Regions from separate parts of the Homo sapiens genome. Here region 1 is linked to region 2. A link is a contact called in ENCODE Hi-C data. All regions are on one chromosome and are shown on one strand. The core of a region is the stretch at or near the end of the contact, and the rest is flanking DNA. Distances in the headings are between cores, read along the strand shown.

What was found. Hi-C counts contacts between places; a loop is a spot of excess contacts on that map. Pooled maps may share reads with other maps.
Region 1: a loop to region 2 is called in a map of IMR-90, with 3 times the contacts of the local background. The contact joins two enhancer-like sites. A Hi-C loop is called at or near these places in 2 of 168 maps with a recorded cell type or tissue (IMR-90 and chondrocyte) and 3 of 50 pooled maps.

The regions. Positions count from the first base shown.
Region 1 is chr2:189,346,221-189,349,235 of GRCh38, reverse strand. It overlaps a transcript of COL5A2 not described here. Among named protein-coding and RNA genes, the nearest start is that of WDR75, 94 kb to the left of the region's middle. Within about 2 kb of position 1,580, at least 6 of the 41 ENCODE cell types and tissues checked have a DNase peak (open chromatin) inside an H3K27ac peak, as active enhancers do.
Region 2 is chr2:189,013,353-189,016,272 of GRCh38, reverse strand. No RefSeq gene overlaps it. Among named protein-coding and RNA genes, the nearest start is that of MIR3606, 19 kb to the right of the region's middle. Within about 2 kb of position 1,427, at least 3 of the 41 ENCODE cell types and tissues checked have a DNase peak (open chromatin) inside an H3K27ac peak, as active enhancers do.

The DNA.
Region 1 (3,015 bases), core at 331-2,830, 330 kb before region 2:
TTATGTAGGCCAGCCAAATTTCATGTCTGAACCTTTATCCTTTCTTTAGGTAGGTATACAGATGTATTAAGGAATCATCTGACAAGACACAATTATGTTATAATATAGCTTTTGTGTTTTGAGAGGGCTAGGGGATGTGATCCAAAATATGAGAAGTTTTTATTTATAATGGAGAATGTTGGGAGATTATGTTAGTAATTGGGTCCAGCTATGTTATACAGCTTTGAAAAAATTATTTAATTTTTCTGAGGCTTGGTTTTCTTGTCTTTAAAATGTTGTGAAGATTAGAAATAATGTTCTTAGAGCATCTTGCACAGCTAAAATACAGTAGGCACTAAAAATGATGGCTGGTAACAGAATCTACAGCTAAAGAAAAAGTAATAAATTGTCTTGTTTGTGAATTGATATCTGTGTGATGTGCATGCAGCTGCTCACATTTATGTTGTCCACAGCAGACCCTGCCAATTAGTCAGCACTCTTTTCCATGGAGTCTGGGTGCAGCTTATGAGTTACAGCAATTAACTCATAGGCAACTATTGCCAGTTAACCCAAGAAGGGAAATGAGTTGCATCCCATTTTTTCATCCCTCATATAGCCTCATCCTTTCATTTTACAGAAGAGAAAACTAAGGCTCAGAGAAGTTATGTAATTTCCTCAAGATGACACATTGAGGCATGGTCAGAACCTTGTACTAGAAGTCATAACTCTTACTTCAGTTCTCCATCAGCTGAAACATCTGTCTGTTTTGTTCATCTTATTTCATAACTAGAACGTGTACTAGCCAGAACTCTTAATTCAGTTCTCCATCAGCTGAAACATCTGTCTCTTTTGTTCATCTTCTTTCATAACTGGGGTAGAGATTCATATAATTTGCCATTTTTTTTCTAGAGCAAATAAATTAACTCATGATTTTCTTGAGGTAATATTTGTGGGTTCATATAAATGAGCCACACTGACCACTTTACACTGGTGATAATATGTTTTTTTAAATATCAAAAATATATTTTTGATTCAAACCTTATGTTCTCTTGCCTTTCAGAAAGGAAAAAGGAAGAAGCAGAGGGTCAGCAGATGTTGAAAGAGGTATAATCAAGGTAAACACTTAGCTAGGAAGTGGTTTCCTAAGCAAGGGTTGCTCTAAAAATTTCCCACATACCCTCCTTTGGTTGTTGGACTTTTATTTTTTTTTTCTGGTCTAAATATTATGCTGTAAATTTTGGGTTGGAATCTACTGAAGCTGGCAACAGTTAAATTAATCCTTCTTTTCACTGAAAACATGCTTATGCTTGCTAACAACTGCAAGATTAATTGGGACTTACTTAGCCAAAGGAAAAACAGGATGTGAAAAGACAATGTGAAGTTTCTGTCTCGTCACTTACTCCCTCTGTCCCTACTGTTTTTGTTTGTTTTAGTTACATTTTCAAACATTCTCTCATTTTCCCATGTTCTGTGTTCACCTTAGAAAATCTTCTAATAGCACAGATGACAAACAGGAGTTCCAGAAATGCTGACTCATCACAGCAGAAGGCCAGTGGTTTGGCAGGAATCTTAACTTGCAAATGTCAAGACTGGCCCTTTTAAAAATAAGTCCATGGCAGCAGATGTCACTATTGGTCTATCTTAACTCTGGGGCACTTGTTGACAAAGCAAATGCCATGAGCCTAGAAGCCCAGTAATCATAGATTTTAGACATTTCATGATGACTTGTGGCACCAATATAATGGTCAATTTCTCATACCTGAAACCTAATTTAATTATATAGAACTTTTAATATTATGATTATTGTATTTTAACATTAGTGTCATTTTTCCTTTTTTAACATAAATCTTTTCCATGAAGTCCATATTTTTTTCTTACCTCCCTCTTTCTGCTTTCTGTTCCTAATCATGGGACAACTTTCTCTTTTCTGCTTATATGTGCTTATTTGTTCATGTAAGCGTCCCCATAATTCTCATGTTTTGCAAGATACTTTCTTCAATGTTAATTTTTGTGCTATTAACTACAATGCAATTAACCTTTACTTTTCTTAAAAAGCAAAGTTGTGCAAGTAATTTGCCTGCTGTCTCTCAGCAACGTGTCCTCCTTTTTTGACACTAGTTTGTAATGCTAGGGCTGTGACTTTGCAGATTTCATACCTCTGATTCCCTTGGCAGCTTTTTGAAAGTATTGGAGTGAGACTTGAAGTTATTGAGGAATGGGGATTGGAAGAGGAGACAAGACTTCCTTCCTGTTTTAAAATTTGTTTTATTCTTGCTGGCTTCAACTCTAAAATGGCAGTTCTCCTAAGCGTTAGTTGGTGGCCTCCATTGTGGAAGTGGCTCCAGCCTCCAGTTCCTGTTGGCACTTCCAGAAATGCCTGAACATTTCCCTCAGAGAGCCAGCAGCAGCCAACCCAAGCCTCTTCCTTAGAGCACCAGGTCTGGTGGCTCCTCCTCCTGTTATCCCCATCTTTTCCCATTTATTTCCCTAACCTCAGGCATTGTAGCTACTTCCTGAGTTACCTTTATGTGACTTTACTTATTCAACCTTCTGACACCTGTGAAACCAGTTTCTTCCATTAAATCCTCTCTGTTGGAAACAATTTGGTTTCTGTTTTCTAAACTTGTCTAATATATCTGTACATAGTCATATATATTTTAAATTATATGTAATGTTAAAAATAGTAAAAGCAAATAAATTAATTCCATTGTGTTTCTGATTTATATTTTAAAAATGCTTTTTTGATTTGGGCTTTTAGCATGTCATATATATGTGACGATTTTGATGGCTTGATATGGAGTATATCTTATGAAATGTATACATAGCTCCAAATGTCACCAAAGCAAAAATTGGTATGAACATTGATAGTAATTTTTCCTTGCAAAAGGATCTTATCCTGGAGTTCCAGTTAGGTTTTACAATTACTGAAATGACTTGCTGTCTATTTTCTATCCTTGTTTAGCTCATACTCCATTAAACAGAAAGCAAACTAAGAGCTGGAGAGATGAAGAGACTTGGTCAACATCATACATGTGA
Region 2 (2,920 bases), core at 178-2,677:
GCCACCGACAACATTACTTCTGAATTATGCCATTTTATTTTTTCTACCATGACAGTCCTGCTATCTTGTACAATATCATTCTCACTTTGTTTCCGGCAGTCTAGAGTTGCCCTTTGTCCTCTGCAAGCTCGGATCCTGTCATCTCCATTGAATCAAGAAGCCTATTTCAGCTAGATTTTTTTCTACTTCCTTCTTCAGACTACAGACACACAAGGAGATTATTCAAAGGTGCCGGCATGCAGGCCACCACGTGTTTCTCAAAACCGTACTGGTCCACCTTGAGAATATACTCAGAAGGTGAATGGTTGTATCACATATGATAAATTCATTCCAATATTTCTATCTTCTTAAGTTTCTGAATTACATTCTCCACCTGTCAGAAAGTTTGTAATGTCTCAAATTCATTCAGTTTGGGCAACCTCTGAGGCCTGAGTTCAGTTCAACCATGTTAATAATTATAATGTTCCTATAACTCTTTGTTACATTCATATATTGATACATTTTATCCAAATTTCACTGTTCTTTTTTGTCTAGTATCTCAAAATCCACTCCTACACACGTTTCTCAGATTTTAAACAATATAAATTAGTTAAATCCTTCCATTCTTTTTATGTGTAAACCTCCTCCTGAGATTGACCTTTAAATTGCTACCCCCTGAGGCATTCTGGGATCTGACTTCAGTTACAAATCTGGAGACAATAAGCAGTGGTGAGAATGAGGTCTGAAGAGAATTGGCTTTTTCTTGTAGTCAGCTTGCATTTTCAGAATGGGGGAACAATTACCAGGCAAGGAATGCAGATCCCATTTCAGATGTCTAAAGAAACTTAATGTGAAACTGGAATGTTTAAAGAGAATTCTTCCATAAACCCCATTTAAATTTCCAGGGTCTTGCTGTTTCCCAATTATAGAGAATCAAATAGAGAATTGGAAAATCCATTTAGATTTATGTTGAAGTCTGGTGATCTGCAGAATTAAGATTTGTATTTGGTTTTTAGTATCTCAAACCTTTGGCAAAAATATGAATTTTTTTTCTTTTTTTCCAGAAAGATAGTATGCTTTTATTTTAGCATAGTCAGGGAAAGGGCATAGATTTTCTTCTGTGTCTTAAATCAAGAAGTTAGGGATTTGAACTTGTCATTCTCTTTCTGTTCATCACCATTCACAGCAGCCACATTCACATGCAGTCCTGCAATTTCTCATGAAATTCAAACATACTGTTGTGTAGTAGAGGCCACTTATCTCCTTAAGCCTTGTCTTTAAAGTGCAAATCACTCAATGTAATCATAAATGATTAATCCTATTTCCATGGACTTCCAAATTCTCATTCCCGGATACAAGCTGGATTTTCTATTTTTACCCCTAACTAGTACAAACATTTGATCTCAGAGTCTTTCCATTTGCTTGCATTTCTGCTTCCTGCCAGCCCTGCTGTTACCAATTGCTGGCCTAGTCAGGCTTAGTTGTAAACAATCTAAACCAACTTTAGCTCACTGAAGTAAAAATGTAATTTATGGATTTTTATCTGAAATTCAGAGGAATTCAGAGAAAGCTATAGAATCCAGGTGCATAAAATCAACAAAAAATGAAGTGAATGCTGACATTCAGAGCCATCTTCAAAATCATACCCTAAAAGCAACCTGGCAAAGCCATCATAAACACAAGACACTGGATGCCATTTCTGGCACTGTTGGCCATGCTTCTTTTGATATCTGGCGGTTGCTGCCCCAACTATAGCTGTGATCACCACCAAACTGGATTTTTAATTCTTTTTACTTCTTTGCATCACTATTGTTGGTAGGTGGAATAATGCTCCCTCAAATATGTTCATACCCTAATCCCCAGAGCCAGTAAATATATTACATTTTTTGGCAAGGCAAGGAGCAATTAAGGTTGCAGCAGGCATTAAGGTTGCTTACCAACTGACCTTGAAATGGGGAGAGTAGCTTGGAGTATCCATTTGGGCCCAGTGCAATCATTTGGTTCCTTAAAAGTGAAATAGGAAGACAGAAGAGCCAATGTCAGAATGAGACAACGTGAGAAAGACTTGACCAAATATTTCTGGCTTTGATGTTGGAACTGGCTCATGAACCAAGGAAGCTGGGCAGCCTCTAGAAGCTGGAAAAGGGAACACACAGTTTCTCCCTAGTGTCTCTAGAAAGGAAGACAACCTTGTTTGACACTTGCATTTGAGTCCAGTAAGACTCAGTTTAGACTTTTGATGTTCAGAAGTGTAAGACAAGAAATCTGTGTGGTTTTAAGTCACTAAATTTATGGTAACTTGCTACAGCAGTAATATGAAGTGAATACAATTATCCCCAGATTGAGACCTTCAGGTGTGTGTCTCTGATTTGCCAAGCTCAGGTCACATGGCCACTTGCCTACACCCTAACTCAAGACAGGTTAGGAAAGCAACTGTCTATGGCCTCTAACCTCAACCAAGACTCATCTAACTGTAACTTCCCTGCAATGAGATAGGGCTTTAGATACTTGGTAGCAAATAAATAAACAAATAGGCAAACAAGTAATTTTAACTCGTGTGTTCATTAAACTGAGTATTGGGATCAATAACACACAATAAGTTAGAGCTATATATAATGAAATGAACTACTCTCTGTGATACATTAAGTTACAAATACAGGAGGCAGAACATTGTGTTCCAGATATCTTTCTTGGTCTAAAATAAAACTCCAAGTATCTAATTTATTAATTCATACTATTGATTTGAGTTCTGTCTCTCTCTCTCTATACATATATATATATATATATATATATATATATATATATTTGTGTGTGTGTGTATACATATATGTATGTGTATATATATGTATATGTAGGAAGACAGAGATACATATGCATATATATGCAGTATCTCAGGTTCTCATCATTTCTTGTGGTGAGAATACTTACTCTCTTCGCAATT